Linked DNA regions of Mus musculus: regions 2 and 3 are each linked to region 1. The links are chromatin loops, found by intact Hi-C in ENCODE. Cell type or tissue: gastrocnemius. All regions are shown on one strand. Each heading gives the region's core, and the rest is flanking DNA. Links, peaks and the distances in the headings are about the cores only.

The links. Peaks named below come from ENCODE experiments on the same cell type or tissue, not always from the same donor. Only the 100,000 strongest peaks of a DNase experiment are listed, where the experiment ranks them.
Region 2: it touches region 1 in a loop (2.6-fold over the local background); 6 of 42 quality-filtered maps call a loop at or near these places.
Region 3: it touches region 1 in a loop (3-fold over the local background); 5 of 42 quality-filtered maps call a loop at or near these places.

What each region holds. Positions count from the first base shown.
Region 1 is chr11:8,402,138-8,409,800 of GRCm38, forward strand. No RefSeq gene overlaps it. Among named protein-coding and RNA genes, the nearest start is that of Tns3, 260 kb to the right of the region's middle. In gastrocnemius, for the core only: no CTCF peak of the experiment used is centred there; a DNase peak (open chromatin) is centred at 3,584.
Region 2 is chr11:8,298,185-8,305,847 of GRCm38, forward strand. No RefSeq gene overlaps it. Among named protein-coding and RNA genes, the nearest start is that of Tns3, 360 kb to the right of the region's middle. In gastrocnemius, for the core only: a CTCF peak has its summit at 4,842 (motif pointing left); a DNase peak (open chromatin) is centred at 4,819.
Region 3 is chr11:8,241,931-8,249,593 of GRCm38, forward strand. No RefSeq gene overlaps it. Among named protein-coding and RNA genes, the nearest start is that of Gm27393, 360 kb to the left of the region's middle. In gastrocnemius, for the core only: a CTCF peak has its summit at 3,911 (motif pointing left); no DNase peak of the experiment used is centred there; H3K27ac peaks cover 1,372 bases.

The DNA of each region.
Region 1 (7,663 bases), core at 1,607-6,606:
CCATTCCCTCTTAAGAACATAATACTTTCTAAGAAACCACCTATGTTCCTTCTGTCCACAGGTCTACTCTTTATTAAGTCTTGGACTTATAGTGCTGAATCCAACATGTAAGTCGATTACCTCTGGTGTTCTGCTGCCTCAACAGAGAGCTAACCAATAGAGGGAAGAGTGGGGCTGGTCCAAGGCCGTCTGGAGACCTTCCTCACATTTATGTCCCTACTTCTTTCTCTATGATTTCTCTTGGCCCCCTAAAGTGGCCAGGTACCGATGCAAATTAAAAACACAACCCTACTGAAATAGCTAAGACTCAAAGCAGACATCAGCCAATGCTGGTAAGAAAAGAAGAAAAGACCCTTGGGACAATGCCTGAAGAAATAAAATATTATTGCCACGTTGGCACAGCTGAGCAGATGCTTATGGAGCTGCAGAGTCGTGAAATTTTATGGGCATCTAAGACCAACTGGAGATGGACATCAATTAAAGGAAAGAAATTTCCTCATGGTCTGGCCTTGGAAAATACAAGAAACTTTTCTTTCTCAAATCTCCACCTTCAGGGAGTTCAAGAATGCTGAAGGCCTTGATGGTATTCACAGGGGAACGAGGGTTAGGGTGAGACACTGAACAGAGACTCCCATCCCTGGCAGGCTTTTACTCCAGAGCCTTTCTGGGGTCAGCCAAGTCCTGGCACTTCCACTTCTGGAGTCAACATCTACTTAGTCTTTCAGACAAACCTTCTTGTCGACAATTACATTTCTAAGATGTACTTTGACTTCTGCGATTGTAATTCTTCCTTTTCTATAAGCTAGGCCATAGAAGCTGAAGAGAGACTGTGTTAGAAGCTTTTCTTAGACGTGGAAGGGTGGGATGGGCTAGGCAAAGGCTATGAAAGGTTAGTTGGGCATGGAGTGGCACATACTTGTAGTAAAGGACCAGTAACCCCAAAACCACGGGTTCACAATATCTAAAAAACCAAAAACAGTCCAAGTATCCAGTGAGTTATGAATACATAAACAGAGCGATGCTAAGGTGGCAGGTCACTGATCCCGATAGAGTTGGCAGCGTTGACAGACTCAAATTCATACTAAATAAAGAAGGCCAACCCTCAAGACGGTGTTCATGTAATTCCAGTGCTACAAAAATTGTACTAACTTTTCTCTGTGGAGATAAAACCAACAGCAAATGCCAGTGTTTGCCTAGATCACAAAAGGCAGCAGAGATTGGTTGTGAATGGAAACCAGGAAATGTGTAAGCTAAGGGAAGATTAAGAATTTGTGGTGATGGCTGTGCGCCTGCATAAATTTCCTAATGTCATTGAGTGTAGCTGTACAATTGGGTGGATTTTATCATATTATCAACAGCAGCTGGGACAGAGGCATAGCTCCACACTCCTCCATCCCCAAAAGCAACCTGGGAAGCTGCTTCCATCTTTTAGGAACCTTGGCTCAGTTATAGTTCGATCATTGGCTTCACCATATAGAAGAATTTCAGAATGAGCCACTATGAAGTTGGTTGAGGACTCATGAAAAGATTTTAAAGTAGATTTTAAGAGGTGTTGGGAAGAATTTAAGGCACACCTGCAGCGTGGGCATTGGCTTCTCACAGAGGTCAGACCTACAATCGGTAGCCATGCACAGGACGTGCCATGCGCAGGACGTGCCATGCGCAGGACGTGCCATGCGCAGGACGGTGGTGGTGTTTGAGGTCACAGGATGGTTCCTGGGAGTCGCCTGCATGGATGACAGGGGACAGTGAACTAACACAGTAGGCAGAGGCTCACTGTAAACAAGCTGACAGCCTTGTCTGTAGGAGTCTCAGAGAATAACCAGGGAAGGAACCTGGCCATCCTGGAGGCATTTCCCTTGTTTGTAGCTATTTTAACATAGACGATCAAGACTTCAATGCAAAAGAACTATTATGTCTGTGGGCAATGTTCATAGCCAGTGTTGCCTGTGCTGGCATTCATGATTTTTTAGCTTGAAAGATGGTTCAACACATTCCAGGATGAGGGACTTTTTTTTTCTTATGTTCTCAATCTCTACTCTGCCTCAGTTTAATGACAGAAATCTGCACTGTTTTAAGGAGTATTATTTTGATTTGCTGTGTAATGTTCCACTCTGAAGACATCTCCCATTTCTCTAAGCACCTACAGAATGTAGTTATTTCCAAATCTTCATAGGTTTAATTGCTTCAACTACACAAACTTATGCATATTGTGTATTAATCACTTGCTTGGAGCCAATACTCTAAAATAAAACTTAAAACAAACTGCCCTAGCTTTTGATACTAAGGGTGTGGCAGTCAAAACAGAACAAGATAGCAATGGACACACCCTCCTGGAAACCAGGAGCCCAGAAATATACTAAGACAGTCAGACAAGAGACCAGTCACACTCTATCACTTTACGAAGATTATAAAACATAAAGTGTAAATTAGTTAAATTTGTAGCCGTAAGGGATGACTATCAATAGATTCTTGAGTTTTCGGTATAACTATATGTCAGGGTCACAAGAACCTGACAACTGGGGCATGCAAATGCCGATAGAGGTCCTGGCTGCTGTAGAAGAGGACATGGCCGCTTTGGATGCTCTCCCAGCCTACTCTCATGGTCACCAAGAGGAAGCATCAAGAGACTCTCTGGATGGAGAAAAACAGGTTCACAGCGCGGCTTCAAAAGGAGGTTGCAGGAGCTCACAGAGCTCTGTGAGGAAAGTGTTAGAGCAGCCAGGCACAAACAGCCATCCTCTCTGACAGCAAGGGCTGGTCTCTCCAGCTGAGCCATTCTGAGCTCACCCTATCCCAGGAATGGTGAAGTCCTGGGCAGAGGGTCTTAGGTTTAGAAGAGAGTAAGCTTCCCAGAGTGTCCAGGAGATGGGCAGCCAGACCTGTCCTGCCCTGCTAGGCTGGGATTGTCTTCTCTAGGACGTGTCTCCATCTGTAGCCAGATGGAGTGAGGCAAAACACAGAAGCCACTCAACCAGGGCCTGCTCCCTCAAGGCTTTGTCCCTAAAGTTTAAAAAGACTAACTTTCCCCATTTCTATACAGGAAGGTAGTAGTCTTTAAACCACAACGCTTCAATTGCTTACAACCTACTTCTCTTTTGTGCCTGCACTTTAAATTCACACCACATCTCAGGAATCGAATCGGTTTGCACAATCCTCCTGAGTGGGAGAGTGGATTCCCTAAGAAGACTCACTAGCTCTTTTGCTGGCTTCCAGCCCAGGGATTTTCATCTGCTGTTTGCAGGTTTTGTGAAAAGAAATGAGCCCACGAGAAGTCCTTCTATTGGTATCCATGCAATGGAGGGAGGCTGATGACTGAGCCCATCCTGTGTGGAGGTGAATGTAACCCTTGTAGCGACAGGACTAGTTCAGGTGACCCCGGGGTCCGCAGAGTGAACTTTGGAGGTCTCCTGTCTGTTCTTCTTGCTTAGGGTCTCCCTGTCAGCTCGCCTGTGGCACCCTGAAGGAGCCCTCCAGTCAGTTCAGTGGTGGACGAGGCGATTTCCCACAACTCCCACCCTGGAATTAGCACATGCAATTCTGTAACTGCTAAGGCAGGCAGAATTCACCCGCGCCCTGGACACCCTGGAAGAGCGCGAGCGCCACCTGCCGGACTCTCTTGTCTGAGACACGGGCTCAGACGCACACTGGGACCCACCAAACTGACAGAACTCCTTTTTCCCATGACCATTGCAGGTGCACGGCATGGTAGGATCAGACATGAGCATTTTGTTGTGTCCACCTAAAAATACAACTCTTTCCTCCAAGAGAGTAAGAACAAGTTTATTCAGGAATCAAATATGAATGACCACAATGGCTTGAGAACAAATTCAGGTTACCCCAAATGTTAAAAGTTCCAAAGTGGTAACAGTTTACAAAGATTTATTATTATTATTATTATTATTATTATTATTATTATTATTATTATTATTTAGTTACAGAAGAATAGAAAGCCTTAAATCAGGGCATTTTTCAGATAACACCTCTGTCCTCACCACTCCCACACGTACTGTATAATCTATAAACATTGGAACTTTGCACAATCCCAGCACTTTGGAGGTGGAGGCAAGAGGAGAGTCGAGGTTCAAGGTCATCTTCAGGTATATCGTGAATTCAAAGCCAAATTGGTTACGCAAGACCTTGACTCAAAAAAGAATTTTTAATAAAATTAAAATGAAATAAAAGAAACACTGTGTAGCAGTTTCCTCTACGATAAATGTACATCTTCTCAGGAAGCTAAGACCCTGCAAGTTAAAGGGAAAAGGAAACAGTAAGACTTGTAAGGAATGAGGGGAAATGGTCCTGCAGGAAGCTCCTTAAACTTGGAAGTTAACAACTCACTGGCTTCAGGAAGTCCCTAAAACTGACCAGATACTCTAGGCCCCCTCCCTTCTCTAGCATACATAACCTGCTAGGACTGCTGAAATATCCTTGGAGACACTGAGCTACCTGGGAAGAAAGAAAGAGACGACAGCTAAACCACCTGAAAAGGGAAAGCCACTAAGTTGCCTGGAAGAGGTACCCACTGAGCTGCCTGCAAGTTGTGAAGTGAGCAGAGGGGTCTCTGCGACCTCCACTGCCCGCAGAGTGACGATCTGTGACATCATCAGCAAGAAGGCAGTGCGGTTCGACACAACTAAGTAGCAGGTATTGGTTCAAACTTCAGGAGTCTGAGCCCAAGTGTTTTATTTCTGACATATGTAAGTACAGCATGATTTAGGGAAAACTTTTCTGGTGATAATTAACTCATCCTGCATACACAGTGAAGCACACATAAATCTCCTTGAGGAGCACAGTAAGTCAAATAAAGACCAGACGTGACTACATTGAAACTCTTTGTAAAGTACGTGTGACACCTTCCATAAAGATAGGTTCTACACATGGAGGGAAAAAAAAAAAACAAGCTCACTGGGGAAGGGTCCAGCTTGGTCTCAGACACACAGGAAGCACAAGGGTCATTAGGCTCATCACCACATCCGCTTCCAGCCTTCTTGATGAACATTTATTTCTTTCTTTGAAGGAACCATGTGTTTTTAACATTCCAGGTTTGCTAATGCCTATCTGTGAACAATATGAGAGCCAGGTTTCCATCTTTCAGGCACTGTCATCCCTGCTGGGGTGGTGTTTTAATGACACAGCTGTCTTTGAGCCATTTCTGCTCCTGTAAGTAACTCTTCACCCATATTCCTGTAAATAACTCCAATAAGACTTATTGGATTTTGTGAGTATCCCTAATTTGGTGTGCTATCAATTCCCTCTCTGGGGTGAGTAGATGTTTGATCATGTTTCCCCAAGAATAGTATCCTTCAAGACACCAGTGCAATAGGAATGGTGAGGACAAAGACAAGGCTGGGAACTGAGGTATCAGGGCAGGACATGGAGAAGATGGAGAGAAGAGCAGGAAGAACAGATGTTATGGCAGATAACAGGGGTCAAAGGACTGCTGGGGACAAAGGGTAGGGAGTCATCCCCTTGAGGGAGAAGCAGGTGGACTAGAAGGGAGGGACCACAGTCATGTATGTGGACAAGAAGCACTGGAACAAGCCTGTGACAAGTCTGCAGAGGGAAGTCACTCCTGAGAGCTCTGAGAATCCATGTACCTATGACAAGCACTCAGAAAAGGCATTTCTGATGGCACTGACTCTCGGCCACACAAGATAACTGAATGCAGTGTGAGAGGCTAGTTCTCAGCCTGCATGGTGTGTCTGTCTCCTTCACTTTGGGTCAGTGTCAATCACGCAAAGAGTATCTGTCTACATAACTTCAGTCATCCTGCTTCAAGGCTGGAGGCAAGAAATGAAGTGAACAGGCATGAACAAGGTGAAGGCAGAGGTAAACCTGCCATTGCTTTGGATTCCAGGAGCAGGACGGACCCCAGCCCTCATCCCACTGAGGATAATTTCTCATTCGGATGAGACTGCACTCAGACAGAAATGATCATCTTGAGGGAAGCAGATCTGTGCCCGCACGCATGGCTGGCCAACAGACTTCTCCAGACAACCTTGCAGCAGCCGAGCTGACCTCACCCAGACCACGTGGCCCAGGCTGCTCAGTTACACAGTTTTGCCTTCATTAAAATCTAAGGCAAACTGGAGGTGATTGAACCCTTTTATTTATTTATTCGTCCCAATGTAGCCACATTGATTGAGTTTTCTTTCTCTGGTATCCAGTATTTCCCACCTTTTTATTCTATTGCCATATGGAACTATGACTGACCCTAGCCTATTGGGGCTGTAGGAGCCAAGGCTTTTCCCTACCACTTTGGTTGCATGGCTCCCCATTGAATCAAGTCTAGGAACAAGCCTTGGACCAAATCATCTCATTCAAGAGGATTTATATTTTGTTGTTGTTTTATTGCTTTGAAGGTGAGGGAAGGGGTTTCTTTGGGAGAAAAAAAATTTTTTGATTGGAAAGAGTGTTCAGGAGGTTCCAGGAGGAAGACAGCAGCAGAGCAAGTGAGAGACCGAAGCCCTAAGGAGCAACACACAGGAGCTCCAACTCTACTGGTAAGGACCTCTCTGAGCTCCTCCATTTCTCAGCTCTACAGTGAGGCTCTTCCTGCTAAGATTCACCTCAGCAGGTGCTGCGTAGTTTTGAAGACTACAGGATGAAGCTTGGCACAGAGAAGAACATGATAAAGGTGCTCTGTGGATGTAACTGATCTCAGAAACGAACTGTAAAACTGTGTTCTTCCTGACCCCTGTTTTCAGGCTGGATTTCTTTCATCGCAGGTAGAGGTGTGAAGCCACACCCATGTCTTTAGGGAAACTGGCTAACCCACTGATGTCCTGTTCCCAGTGAACACTGTATCTCACAGCTTTGCCTGTCTCAAATTCTTCTGTCTCTCAACTCTTCTTTCTGCTTGTTACTGACACTTGGTTGCTAGGGCTGTGAGGTGACACTTGTGCATTGAAGTTTCCAGCAAAATGTGACACCTATAATAAGGATTTCACAAGGCTGGTTGATCAGACTGATTAGAACTGTTGTGCCTGTGTGGAGAGTCCGGTTGTTACAGATTCATAGCCAAAGCCATCTTGGGTTGTCCCCTTAATAGCCATTCATTGGACAATACCCAGAGGAAGCTCCACTCCCAGGCACTCTAACATGGCCAGGATCATAGGATCAGAGATGAAGAAGACAGAAAATCTGTTCCAACACCATTGGAAGTAACTGGGACCAGCGGTACCCAGAGATGAATGAACCCTGCCTGACCAGTGGATTAGGTTCCTTCCTGTCTAAGTAGGTGACCTGATCATACTTTGGGCACCAACTCCACAGCCCACAACACCCAGAGGAAGCTCCACTCCCAGGGACTCTATCATGCCCAGGATCACAGGATCATAGGATCACAGGGCCACAGGGTCACAGGATCACAGGTTCACAGGATCCCAGGAGTTTGGTCACACCAGGATCTCAGGGTTCCAGAGGCAGCTTGAATCCCAGGAACTCTGACACACCCAGGATCACAGAATCCTGGAATCAAAGGGTCACAAAGACAACTGGACTATGAGGAGTTTTGACACACCAGAATCACAGGAAGGATAGGCTCCAGGGAGATATAGCAAGGCAGATAGCAATCAAGATAATCAGATGACAGAAGGCAAGTATAAGAACATAAGTAACAGAAACCAAAGTTACTTGGCATCATCAGACCCCAATTCTC
Region 2 (7,663 bases), core at 1,772-6,771, 100 kb before region 1:
AGAATTTAAAGTAACTGTAAGTAAGGCCATTACAATATTTGTGCACCAAGCAAGCAAGGAGAGCTAAGAGATGGAAAGCCTAAGAGAGAATTAAAAATAAACAATAGAAACTAGAATCAGTCTGATAATTCTGAATACCTTGGGAGTTCCCCCAGAAGACTGGATATGACCAAGGAGAGTCAACAATCCTGAACTCAGTGGAAAGTCTCTCATCCAAAATACAGAAGGAAAAAACTGAATGAAAAAATTGGAACATTCTAGAACTATGGAACAACTTCAAAATTAGTAACACATGCATAATTGCCATGCCAGGAGGGAAAAGAAAAAGAAATAGATCTGAAGAAAATTTAAAGTGATAATGGCTAAGGATTTTCTAAAATTAATGACAGAAGTCAAATTGTAGATCTAAGAAATTCAGCAACAAAGAGCAGAATAATTACCAAAAATTTACGTATTCGGACTGCAGATGATTGAATAAAGGAAAAAACTTGAAATCAACCAAGAGGAAGGAAGAAACCTCTTACCTATAAAAAAATAAATAAATAAAAGTATTTCTTTTTAGTGATGACAGAAACAAACAAGTGAAATTTATTTAAAATACAGAAAGGGGAAGAGAAACATCAACCTACAGCATGCTGGGTAGATGTTCTTAAAAATGGAAAGAGAAATTTGAGCTTCCTTAGACTGTGTGTGGTGACACAGGCCTGTAATCCCAGAATTTGGGAGATGGAAACAGGACTGTGGTGAGTTCACAGCCAAGTTGGACTACACAGCAAGACCCTGTCTCAAAAACAAGTAATATGCAAAAAAAGTAAAGGGCTTTCTCAGAATAATAAGTTCAGGGAGCCCTTGGGCAGCAGACTCCTGAAAGAAATGTTTAAGATGTTGGTAAGACAAAAGATACTTGCTTTGATTAGAGTGTGACTACACTCTGCATCTTCCATGTGGGTAACTTATTAAAAAAAAAAAGCTATAGCTGAGATACTGAAATCTTTTAAAGACTTTGGTGATTTAGATAGACTTTGGGATTTTAGAGAGACTTCAGATATTTTAGAGACGCTTTGAATATTTTAGAGAGACTATGAATGTTAAAAGACACTTTGGATGTTTTAAAGAGACTACATTTTAAAGGCTGGAACTTTGAAAGTTATTCATGCATTTATTTTGTTATATTATTATTAATATAAGATCTTTGAGATGAATAAGAAAGGAAAGGTTATAGTTGAATAGTGGTGTGTGTGTTACACTGATAAGAGGTCAAATGTGCTGCCTAGTTTTTAGGGCAATTTGACATGGGCTAGAGTTATCTGAGAAGAGGGAATCACAATTTAAAATACCTTTATCAGATTGGCCTATGGGTAAGCCAATTTTCATTACTGATAATTGGATGTTGGAGATGCTCCTCCTGGGCAGGTGGTCCCAGGGTGGAAAAGAAAACCAACACCTTTAATCCCAGCAATTGGGAGGCAGAGGCAGGTGGATTTCTGAGTTCGAGGCCAGCCTGGTCTACAGTGTGAGTTCCAGGACAGCCAGGGCTACACAGAAAAACCCTGTCTCGAAAAAAGAAAGAAAGAAAGAAAGAAAGAAAGAAAGAAAGAAAGAAAGAAAGAAAGAAAGAAAGAAAGAAAGAAAAGAGGGAGAGAGAGAAAGGGAGAAAAGGAAAAAAGAAAACCAACTGAGCAAGCCAGTAAGCAGCATGCCTCCATGGTCTCTATGTTAGTTCCTGTCTCCAGATTCCTACATTGAGTTCCTGCCCTAACTTCTGAGGATGATGGGCTACAAATTACAAATTGAAATAAATCATTTCCCCCCAAGTTGATTTTAACAGTGTTTCATCATAGCAACAGAAAACCTAAGAGAGAAAGGCATTTTAGAAGAAAGACATGAAGTAAGAAAGAAGGAAGGAAGGAAGGAAGGAAGGAGAGAGAGAGAGAGAGAGAGAGAGAGAGAGAGAGAGAGGATGGTGTGCTCTACAAACCAGAGTAATTTGACTCATTCTTTGCCCATTAGAGGATTTTTATGTCTTTCTCTTGTCCACTGGCTTGGACACCCAATGCTAGGTTGAAGGACTTGGTGACAGGCTGCACAGCACTAACAAGGGAATATTCAACACCCTGCTTTCTGCAGTTGACAGATCCAGACAGAAAACTGACAAAGGAACATTGGCTATTAGTCACACACCAGACCAAGTGAACCTAGCAGACAGGCACTGCCATTTTCCTCAACTATATATGAATATTTCCCAAGTACAAATATTAGGCCACAACATAATCCTGAGACTATTAAAGGTTGGGATCATATAAAGTATCTTTTGCAAATTCGTGGGCAATGAACACACAGTGGATCCATGAGAAAGTCGAGTGTTGTTTTGCCAGGCCTGATGGAATGTGTCTGTCATCTCAGCTTCTTAGGGAGCTGGTGGGAGATGATACAGCTGATGAGAAAAGTTGCAGGAGACAAAAATCAGTATTACAAGTCAACAACATTTCTGCATACTGATAGACACCTCTGGTTCATTTTACTGGAGGAAACAGTTTTCCCATAGATATACCTTGCATGGCCAGCATCACTCCTTTGGACCATTGTGCAAATATCCAGGACCTGGAAGGAAGAACTGTGAACAAGCAGCTATGGTAGGCCAGGACCTTGTCAGGACACAACTTATTTTATTGTATAAGTTTGTTCTTCAGAAAAGACAATCAACAGACTAGCTAGGTAAATACACACATTTACAGGTATACACACCCATTTACATATGTGTATTTACATATGTGTAGCCATCCTTCAGTAACTGTAGAAGATTCTTTATGGGAACCAGCTCTCTCATCCCTGTGCACCAATATCCAATGATTGAAATGACCTCTGTGAAAACTAGGGTAGTGTTTAGAACCCACACACATTCCCCATGCATGCTAACTCTTGTCGAAAAACAGTTGACAGAATCTTCATGCATGTACAAAATGTAAAGAATTGGCTCCCACCTTTATAAAGTCTGAGAAATCCTGCTATCTGCAGCCTGCAAATGGGACACATAGAATCATATGCTGTTTTCCAGTCCACATGCAAAAGTGTGCTGGCCAGAGGGATGAACACGTAGCTCTCAGGCTGAGGACAAGAGACAAGAGCTCCTCTGGGAGACAGGAAACCAGGCTTTCCACTCAGGCCCTTAGGAGGCTGGGTGAGATCTGATTAGGGAAACTGCTTTAATGACACCATCACTTCAAATGATAGTTTCATTTGGATACCTCCTCATATGCACATCTAAGTATCTAAGGCCCATCCAACAGATACATAAGATTCACTGTGTAGATTCACCAAGCAACAAGCAACAGTGACCATGAGAACAAGAATTATCTGGTCATTGAGACCCCTCCCGCTGAAGGATTGCATGTGACAAAACCAAGTTAAAAAATAGCAGGATCCCCCATCCCTGCCCCCTACAGCCTGTGCCCCTATACTGTGGCATCTCAGAGCCTTGGGATGAAGATAAAAATTGCCCCGGTATAAGAGTTTAATGTAGGTAAAGAGGCATTCCTAAAGTACATAAGTGGACTCCAACGATATGAAAGACATAGAGGCCATCATGAGGATGGTATCACTGGATTGGATAGAAAAGAGCAAAAGCTAGGGTGGCGGAGACAATGGGCAGAGGCTCCATGCAAGGACCGGAGTGAACACCTTCCAAGATGGAGAAGCAAACAGCTCGCAGAACTTCATACACAGATTCTCTGAAGATGGAGAGAGATTTCTGGGTCCTTGGCTTTTGAGTTTGCTGTCTGAGAAGCACCGCGAGCAGAGCATGGACCAGCGTCCCATGCTGAGTGCAGAATCACCATACTGCTTGGCTTTAGACTGTTCCTGTTAAGCCAGCAGGACCAGCATGGACACCTAGAGCCACTGTGCTTGCAGCATGCATGCTGAGAGTGAGTTGGGGTGAAGGCTGAACTTTGAGGTACCCAGTGTATGCACTGAAGGGAGGCAACGTGTGTTTTCTTACAAGATGCAGGCTAGGTCGGCCCCTGCAGCTACAGTGACAGGAGGCGGCCTACTTTTCAGGGCAGGAAGTAGGGGGCCTCTCTGCCTGAAACCCAGAATACACAGTCCCTACCTTGAAAGATGCAATGTGATCCCGCTCTCAAGAAACCCTCCTGCACCTGGGTATCCTCGCCATAAGCACAGCATCTGGAAAGGGAGAATGAAAGGTGAAATGAAGTGTGTAGAGAGAGACAAGAAAAGCAGCGGACAGGCAGGGGCAGGGGCTCTGAGATCAGCATCCGTGCACCTGAGCAGGACTCCATTCTCCAGGGCTACATGAGCCGGAAGAATGGCCTTGGAGCCCCCTCCACCTCTGACCTTCCATTGCAGCTGGGTAGAAGCACAGCCACACCAGATGTTTTCCGTTCTTTCTCAAGAAAGTAAGCCAACCCCTCTCCCACCTGACAAGCCTAATCCCAGCTGTCACCACAGCCAGAGACACCGTGCCTCTTTGTTCGTTCTTCCAGGAAAATGATGGGATACGCTAGGAGAAGATGTCTATTAATAAACCTCAGAGACCATCAGCCTCGAGGCCTCAGGTGACTGGAGACTAGAGGACTTCGACCTGGATGGAGTTGGGGAGGGGATGTGCTACATCTTGCCAGCATTTTCCAGAAACCTAGGAGAAGTCCACATTCAATGGCTTGGGGGAAAGCATTTCTTCTTCATCATGCACATAAGTCCTCCCCAGCAAGGAACAGACAACATTCATTTTATTTGGGGTTTCTTGGATAAATCCTCTCTCTAGAGATCATTACCTATGGGACATTGCCGTTTCAACACTGCCATCTGCTGGACCTGTCGGAAAATCTCTTCTCACTAGGATAGGTGGCTTCATATCACTGCAGAAGGGTGTGACCTTACCAGTGATTGACAGGGAAATTGGAGGGGCTATCATTCCTATCTCCGACTGTGAATCAGCAGGGAGGGGGTATGTATTTCCCTGTGTTGTCCCTCCATAGGGAAACGTCCTTAGTTCACAAATTAGTAAATTAAAGCACAGAGAGGTTAAACTACAAAGTCAAAGTTGTCCAGCTAGAAAGCTTCAGAAGGATATACCTCAAGGTAGTTAGACTCCAAATTCAAGGCTCTGATTGCCTCCGATCAAGTAGAGACAGTTAGCAGATGGGAAATAAGCTGGGTGTAGGATGGTGAGGAAGATAAAGAGAAGTTTAGGGAAAGGAAAGGGGATGATGGCAGCCCCCGGGGGTCCTTCCCCTCCTCAATAGAATGTAGAATCAGGGTGAGTTCAGAATCTGTGTGAAGACACTCAGTGGCAACACAGGCTGAGAAAGACCGGTGAGTATTACTGGCAGAGTTAGACCCTCCTCTCACAGAGGACAGGCTCTTTGGAGGTTGGAATGGAAGCATCATGGAGGGTCTTGTGAGCCAGTGGAACATCTTGATTGTGTGACAAAAAGAAGGCTGTCAACCGCTTCCTTGCACTGGGTCCTGTCACCCACCTAGCTTGACTCTTCTTGTTACATTCATCACTATCAGAAGCAATGCAGTTGATTCTGTATCGAATGAGTGGCAGTCAGGTTCCCGCAGGATGGAGTAAACTACTGGACACAAGAGACACTTCTACCACTGTGTCTCCAGCACTTAGAACATATCAGTCTTAAATACTGAGCCAATCAAACAGAGATGTGCTTTACACTGACTGCCCTTGCCCCTCTGTATCAAGAACTCTACATCCTTGGATTCAATCAGCTACAATCAAAAGTATTCATAATGAAATACTCTGTCTCTGAGTCAATGCACTACTAAGTCTTGTTATAAAACACTTGGAGAAATAATCAAAAGAAGAGAGGTTTCTTTTGGCTTGCAGCTTTAAAGATACTTGTCCATCATGGTGGGAGGGCCTTAGCAGGCAATGCTTACAGCACAGTGGCCAAGGAGCAAAGAACTGGATGGCTAGGTAGCAAGCTTCCTCTTCTTCGCTTTTTTGTTCCGTGTGATCCCTGCTTTTGTAATGGTGCCTCCCACATTCCGGAATGTTTTCCCCACAGCCCTCCATTATTCATATTTGGGCTAGTCACTCATATGTGGGAACCCCCATACAGACACACTTGGAGTGGACCTTTCCTACTTTTCTAAATGCTTCCCAGTCCAGTCAGGTCAACAATGTAGACCTTCACATTTGCTCCTGAACTCTACAACATAACACCAAGTTCACTAGACTCCATGATGTAAGTCACGTGGTACTTACGTAAAGTCTAGAGGAAGGAGTGGACATGGAGCAAGAAGGATGGGGATGGCTGATCAGTGATGAGTACCTAGTTACTAGATACTAGATAGAAGTAAGTTCTGGGATGCTGTTGCCCAACAGAGTCACTAGAGATGGGGATGGAGTACTTCACGTCTCAAGGAGCCAGAAGAAATGACTGTGCCATAAAGAAGAGGTAAGTGTTTGAGAACATCACTATATTTAACCCGATTACACTGTGCATGCATATAATAAAACATAATACCCTGCTAATTTATACAATTTGTTCTCATTTCAATGTATCAGTTAGAATAATAATGGCTGCAGATGGTTCTGTGGATAGAACACTTGATGTGCAAGCATGAAGACCTGAGTTCAAATCTCCAGAACTAATGGAAAAAGCCAGATAGTAGCACACATAATCTTTAATCCCAGTGCTTCTACAAGAGATGGAGACAGAGACAATAGAAACTCGGGAAGCTCATGTGCCAGAGAGCCTTTTATACCCAAAAGTACAACAAAAAGAGCCTGTCTCAAATACTGTGGAAGGTGAGAATCAGTCCCTGAGGTTTTCCTTCCACCTTACAATTACACACACACATAAACACATACATACACACACATATGCACACACACATAAATACACACACTCATACACATACATACACACATATACACACATATATACACATATATACACACATACCTACACATACATACACACACAAACACACCTAAACACATGCGCATACACACACAAAAATATACATACACACATGCATACAAATATATACACATATACACACAAACAAAATTACACTCATATACAACATACACACAAATACACACACATTTACTCACATACAACACACACACACACACACATGAGAGTTAGATAGAAAACTTAGAATAACCAACCATTGAGCTTGGGGCAGGGGTAGGAGGAGGATGGCAAAAACGTGGGAGCACCCCAAGGGAGGAGGCCATGGGAGCACCCCAAGGCACTGTGCTACAGGGACCATGACAGTTCATCAGTAGAATACTTGGGAGTACTTGAAGACATTTCACAGTTTCATTTGTCAGCCACCAACTTCAGATCACAACAGTTGTCAGGATCCTTCATGTCAGAGCATGTTTGACATCAGTATGACAGATCCTAAATAGATCTATAGATTAGTTATTCTTTTGTGAAAGGAAACCAAGAATGAACACTGGGGCAGAGATGGAGGCTCCTCACACATACAGTTCCATATTCCCAATCTCAAACTGTCATGTGGATGTGACACTTGTTCTAAGTCCCAGACCCTTATGCCCCATCTCTGTTGGTAGCCATGGTTGTGATATCTTGCATTGTTAGCACTCAGAGGGTTCTGACCTGAAACCTGAAGTAACAATTTGAGGTTACTGCAGAGGTCTGGG
Region 3 (7,663 bases), core at 1,772-6,771, 160 kb before region 1:
CTCAGAAACCACAAAAGTTAAGTCTAGCCTAGTTTTTCAGAGTAAAAAGGACCTACCAATTAGAAGGAAAAAAATATAAACAAGATGATAATATAATAGTGGGCAGAGAATATTAATAATTTGTAAAAAAAAGAAATGCTAATAGAATGTATACAAAAAAAATAGGGCTTGCTACCTTTAGAGATTAAGAACATACAGATTAAAATAAAAATGGGAATTTCACTCCCTCACATATGCAAACATTCAAAGACTTCATTATAATCATATATGATGTGACACAGGTCAGTTACATACTATCTATAATGTCTTTAATGCACAAATCAGTTTCCTGAAATTTTGCCCAGCCCATTCAGATATTCTTTACAGAGATGAAGATGTGTGCTTTATCAAGAAAAAAATCTTGTGTCCATCAGTAAGGGGAATGTGTCCCCACACTCTGGCTTTAGAAGGACCAGATTTGCATGCCCCATTAAAAAATACTAGAGATTAATAACACATTCTATTTGTAAAATTCAAAAGTTAAAAATCAAAACAGGACAAAGAACTAGTTACTATCCTCTTTATTGGTACTCTCTACGGTGAATCTTGAGCAGGAATGAAAATTACTAAACTTATTAGTAAACACTTTTCTAGACCTTTGGTTTAAAGCTATCCTCTTCTTCAGGCATACTGAAGTAGAATTCATTTTCCTATGGACATTTATTCAAAGTGAGTTTTCTAAAGTTGGTTTTTAAGATCCTCTCATGGCAGTCCCTACATTCCTGAACATTGTGCCTTTGTAAAGTATATGAATTAAAATGATAACCAAAAAGGAAATGTGGCCCATGGAAGGTGAGGAGATCGGGAGAACTTCATTCAAGGACTGAGAGCAGTGCCTTGTGGAAGGGATCCTAGGGAACTCCCTGGGCCCTGCCATGATAGGGAAGACACAAGGCAATAAGTTGGGAAGTGGATCTCACTAGCCACCAAACCTGCAGGTGCCATGATGTTAGGCTTGTAACCTTCTGGTCTTTGAGAAATCAACTCATGTCATTGTTAAGCTACCATTCGTTGTTTTCTTGGTTTGTTTTAATGGCAGCCCAGCAAGATAAAGACAATACAAGGAACACAAGAACAAAGTGAGACAAGCCTGAACTGTGGTCTCCTCCCGTGAGAGCCTACTCCATCAACACTATTCACAGGAATATACAATGTGGTCAAGTCAGAATGTCAACTGCACAGAAACCTGCAGCAGCCTCCAGCTGCCTGGATCCAACAGCATACCTCCATCAACTCCTAACAGTTGAGACTAGTCATAGTGACACATACCTGTAATCTCAGCACTAGAGAAGCTGAGGGAGTTGGTGCCAGCCAGGGATACATGGAGAGTGCCTGTTGAAATTGGGAGGTGGGGAGAGGAATGTGTCCACTGAGAAGAAGCCAGGCAAAGGAGCATTCTTTGTTTGAAACTGGCTTCCCAGCTCCAGTACAAACTTGATGACTTCCACAGCCAGAAAAGAACCCTATCGTCTGGCCTCAAGAGTCAAGACTTAGAACTAACATGGCAATGAGCACACTTCCCTGTCCTTTCTGCATCCCCAGCTAAAGCCTGGATAATGGATCTCTATAGCTAGATCCTGTGCTCTTTTTACAAGACAAAGGGTAGAACGCAGAAGTATCCTAAAAAGTGAATGCTATATACCTCTAAGACGTGACCAGATGAGGTGCCCCATCTCAGACCAAAGAGAAGGACAATCACACTGCATCTCCTCCCAAGGGAAAGTGGCTTGGGCCCCAAATAAATTCAAGGGGCAAATGCAGGAGATAAATGCAGGAAGTGTTGGGCATTAGCTGTAGAGCAAAACTCCAAGATAACAACTCACTCAAGAAAAGCATGCCCCCAACACCAAAACAAAGAAGGAGTTGGGTACTATGATAGAAAAAAACGCAGAAAAGGAAGAAGTGTAAGGGAGTCATCTTTCAGGTCTGAAGGGTGTGTGGACATCCTGACTTTTGACAAGTTTTCCCAGCCCTGTGACTTACAGGGCAGTGACCCTCTCTGCACTATTTAACCCTGTACTACAGGTGTCTGCTCTCCTCTGTTTATCCTCACTGGTGGAGAGGCATCTCTCTACTATCCCGTCTGCCTCAATGGAAGGCATAAACCAGACCTTAATTGCAAGATATTGTCAGGATAGTGTGCAAGAGCCTGGAGCTCCTGGGTTAGTAGACAATAGGGTGGATGGTGACATTACATTGCCCTCTGACAACCTCAGCTTCATTGCACACGTGTCTTGAATTTCGTCCAGAAAACCCACTTCTGAATTCAAGGTTTTGAGTGTCTGATCACAGCAATCAGATGAGTTTTTCAAAGCTGAAAGACTACATAGGCTCTCCAGCAGAACCCAATGTTTTACCTTCTACAGAAGAATGGATGGCAGGGTTGCTTGCAGTTTCCATCTGCACCCCAGAGCTGACCCTATGCCACAGCTCTCCAAACCCAAATCCCACTGGGAGAAAGCTGGTCTCCCAGGAGTACTGAAACACCTGAGAGCACAGGTGAGACCACCACTTCTGTTCAAATACCTGGCCCAAGAGAGACCTACCTGGAGCCCTCAGGACACAGGAACCAAGGAGCAGCAGCCTGGAACAGGATCTTTCCTGTTTCCATCTGTGCCCAGAGCTGACCCTGTGCCTCAGCTCTCCAATACTCAAATCCTGCCAAGAGAGACCTGGTCTCCCAGGAGTGCTGACACACAGGCTTACAGGAGGAACAAGCCACATTCAAAGACAGCAAGAGCAGTTAACACCACAGATAACCAGATGGTGAGAGGCAAGGGTAAAAACATAAGCAACAAAAGCCAAGGCTACTTGGCATCATGAGAACCAGTTCTCCCACCACAGCAAGTCCTGGATACCCCAACACACCAGAAAAGCAAGACTCTGACTTAAAAATCATATCTCATGATGATGATAGAGGACTTTAAGAAGTACATGAATAATTCCTTTAAAGAAATACAGGAGAAAACGGGTAAACAGGTAGAAACCCTTAAAGAGGAAACTAAAAAATCCCTTTAAAATTACAGGAAAACAACCAAACAGGTGAAAGAAATAAGCAAAACCATCCAGGATCTAAAAATGGAAATAAAAACAAGCTAGAAATTATAAAGGGAGACAACCATGGAGATAGAAAACCTAGGAAAGAGATCAGGAGTCATAGACACAAGCATCACCAACAGAACACAAGAGACAGAACAATCTCAGGTGTAGAAGATACCATAAAAAATACTAACACAGCAGTCAAAGAAAATGCAGAATGCAAAAAGCCCTTGGTTTTGTGAAGGCTTAATACCCCAGTGTAGAGGTAGGGTGGGTGGGGGAGCACCCTCATAGAAGCAGGGTAAGAGAGGAAGTGATGGGGGTTTGCAGAGGGGAAAACGGGAAAGGGGATAACATTTGAAATGTAAACAAATAAAATATCCAATTTAAAAAAAAAAAAAAGAAAGAGTGGGTGGTAGAAGGCATAAATTAGACACATCTAGAGGTGGGCAAGTACAGTGGACACATAGAAGATACCCAGCCAGGAATGTCTGGAGTAAGAAGAGAAGGCTCGGGTGCTCATCAGGAACAGTGTGGTGGCACCAGGATAGTAGGCTGTTAGCATGTTCCAATGGGCCTTAAGCACAGCACACTGACAAATACAGGGCATGTAGAACTGAGAAAGAGATGGAAAGAATAACAAAGGAGAGGGGCTTAAGTAGAGCCCGATTTCAGAACACATAAAATGGAGAGAAGTTTTACCCTGATTGCTATATTTTAGGGTCAGGACACACATTGGCAACCAATCTAAGACCTTCAATCATCTCAAAGCCCCCAGTGAACCTTATGCTCAAGTTGCAGAATGAGACTCCACACTCAGACAGCACCATCTAGTGGTGATAGAATGTCATGTGCTAACCCTTTCTCCTGTATTTAAAAGTTTGGAATTTTAAAAATTTAAGAAATACTTTTCTAGTAAATAATAATAATTATATATATATATTAAATAAGACATTTTGCATCTAACTTTGTGTCTGGCTATGTTAGCCACGAAGGTACATAAATAACAAGAAAACAAATGAGGACTTAACCCCCCCCCCCAAGTCACGAATTTGCCCCTTGGGACGGCTGCTTCTCACACACTAACTCTCAGGTGTGGCCCTGGAGATATCCAGTGCTTTCCAGCACCTCTGCTTCCCTCTGATCCTGAGTTCTCCCATATGGCTTCCCCAGTAACATCATTTTCTTAAAGAATGTGGGGCTAACTTGGGGCTGCATTTGGAATCTCAGCTCCGAAGTCTTTCTCATCTGAAGAGTGGCGGCACCATTGATGGACTGTATGGGATGACGAGAGACAGTGTTTGATCCAGGAGAAGTGAATTCACAGTCTGGATTTTATAAGAGACTTCCCTAGAACTTAGAGTGAGACATGTGTTTAGTAGCATGTCTTCTATACATCGTTCAGAACCTTAAACTCCCATGTGTGGCTTCATCTTCTAAAAGGCACAGCGACATCTGGTTCATAGACTACAGTGAAGATTAAAGCACAGCTCGGAAAAAGAGATATCTGGGACAACGCACACAGGGCATGCTCCTTACCATACTCAATTCTTTATACAGAAACCTCTTCCCCAACATCCAAGGTCTACCGAGCTCTAAGGCCATCTGCACTTGCTGATACCATCAGCACAGAATGTATTTCAAATGCATTCTTCTTGCTCTTCTTGGATGGCATGGGTCTCAGGGGCACAGAGAATCGTGAGAATGACTTCTGCTGAGGACTAGGTGATGGGAAGAGGCAAGTATTCTAAATGGACACTAGCAGCTTTCTATAGAAGTCTCCTTCCTTTGACAGCTGAAATGCAGTTACAATCCCACTCTCTGCATTGGATACTCCCACCCAAGAGACGTCTCCAACACTCTCCACTTGCTGGACACTTGCTATGGTTTGCAGGAAAAGAGACTCAGAAAAATGTGAAGAGCTCTTCACCTCCATTGCAAGCCTGTACTGCTGTTCATGTCTTCTCAAGATTCTTTGAAGGTTTCAGGCTGTGACCATGACAGGACATTTTGAAGAGTTCTCTATTCCTCTACTGCTCTGAGAGACACCAAGATACTAAGGGCATAACAGCAGGTTTCTCGTTAGTCACGTGTTTAAATGAACAACTTACTGGTGCCCTAAGCATCTGTACCCTACCAGGCCAGGAACACCCTGAGCTCTATCCTCACAGCAGTTAAGCATTTGTAAGTCTCATCTGTGACTGTGGTACAGTCCTCATTACTTCAGGGTACTTCTGGCAAGCCACCCTGCTTAGTGCTTCTGTGACTTCTCAACATACATTCATATGTATGCAGACATAATAGGTTGCTTATGCCTATATAATGAGACTAGTTCCAGACTCCAGCAGTTTATGGCATTATACTAACAAGGCAGTGTACATATTTAAGTTAGAAACTCTCCCCATGGTGTTAAAACTGCACACAAAGCCAGGTGTAGTGGCTCACACCCTTAATCCCAGCATTTAGGAGGCAAAGGCAGGCAGATCTCATATTTCTCAGCCAGCCTCGTCTACAAAGTGAGTTCTGGTCTCCAAAAAAAAAAAAAAAAAAAAAAAAAAAAAAAGCTCTTGAGACAGTTCTGTGAGTTCAACGATGTGTGCTTTAGGAGTTGGTTCTCATATTCCTCCATCAGGGGCGAGCAGGACTGCCTGCTGGGCCGTGAGTCACTTCTTGCTGGCAGACACACTTCCAGGATACTATGCTTTCTCAGAGCACTGCTTGATTCAAACAACATGTCTCTAGAAAAATAAACCCTGTGTCCTCACTTCACCTAGAGAGTGCAGGCCACTGGCTGGCTGTCAGCAGAAAGCACATCCTTCATCAATGTCTCATGGGTTTCTAGTGCGTTGTGGAAGGAAACAGTGAAGGCAGGCCAACGTGTCCTATGGCTGAGCTGACTCTCACAGGGGAATTCTGCAGTCAAATAAATGGATCACACATGGGAAGGGACAGTGGCTGGGAACACGACAGTCAGGCAAGGACAGTGGGTCATCCAAATGAGCAAACTCCTGTTGGGGCATTCTGGAAGATCTAAGCTTTCCAGTGAAAACACTGGAGGTTTCAGCCAGGAGATTAACAAGTTCTTCTTACTTAGAATTTCCTAGAAGTATAAATTCATTATCTAAACTGGTAAACTGAATCAGGGGAAATGACCCATTGTCCCTAAACAGTGAGGCCTGCCTAGGATCCTCTAGCCCCACAGTAACCTCTCACTAGCCACAGGTCCACACCTGTGTCCTGGGCTCCTGCTGTGCAGCTAAAGCTGATGATGGAGGTATTTGAAAATCTTGACCTTAAGCAAACCAATGAAGATTCAGGTGAGGGAAGGGGCTTACTCAAGGTCACTCAGCTACTATCGGTTTGATAGATTTTGCCTTAGTGCTCCAAGAAAGGATTTCAGCCACCTTCCCCTGTGTGGCCTGTCTGTCTGACACATTTGCCCTTTCCTAGCCTGGGGTTGTGGTGTTTTAACTCTGCTTCATTTGGACTTTCGTACTCACCGTAAAAGCCCTTTTCTGTTTTCACAAATTCACATGGCAGGGCTTTACTTGGAATGTTCTATACTTTAAAATGGAAACATCTGATAAAAACTGTCCTTTGATGGTTACTTCTGAAAGTGCTGACCTGCCAGAACTCACAAAGCACATGTAGCCAGAAAACTCTTAACAGAAAGCCTAGTCACATCCTGACATTTGAGTGACTGTGTCCCTCGGGTGTGCACGTGTCTAGAAGCATTTCTCTTATAACTGTACTATCTGAATCCGTGGGAATGAATGTAATGTGTCTTGCAAGTATCTGGTGTATGAGAATATATGATATCTGTGAGTGTACAGGAGTGTGCATGTGTGTGTACATGAGTACATTGTACATATGTGTGGGTAAATGTGTATGTCACACACTGTCACAAACTCAGAAATATACCCTTACTCCCACATATGCCCAGATGTGAGCAGAGGTCTGAGGGAAAAAAAAATGAGTTAGCTTCATAAAGCATACACCTTAACAAGGACATCAAGTCATTCTCCACCCAACTAAGTAACCAGTCCCCACCATCCCAGGAAATGGGACTTGAGAAACCAACCAAACACAGAAGAGAAAGAAATCAGTGGGCAGTGTTGACTGTCCCATGGAGCAGAACACTGGCACGTATGTATGAGGTCTCACTTCCTTACCCTCGGGCTGAACGCAAAGCTCCCTGGGGCTATAGAAAGGGCAAGATTGGGTTAGAAGCTCTGGCCATCTGAGCTATCCTCAGTAACTCTCTGCCCAAATCTTCATCGTCAAGATACATGGATGAACAGCATCAGGAGAGGTCCTTTAGGGTGCTCATGTCCCACATCACAGGGGTATGTACAGATATCAGTGGCAGGTATTTATAACAGAATGTAGTGTTATAAAGGAGAGACAATGCAAAATGATGGCCCTAAAAACAAAAGCTGCCAATTCCTCAACACTCGTGTGTTCACATCATTCTCAGAGAAAACCAAGGCAAGGAAGAAAAGGGCAGAAGAAGGGGGACAAAAGCAAGAGTCCTGGTGATTCTCTCCTAAAGCTCTGCTCTGCTTCAACCAAGGCCCAGAGCCCA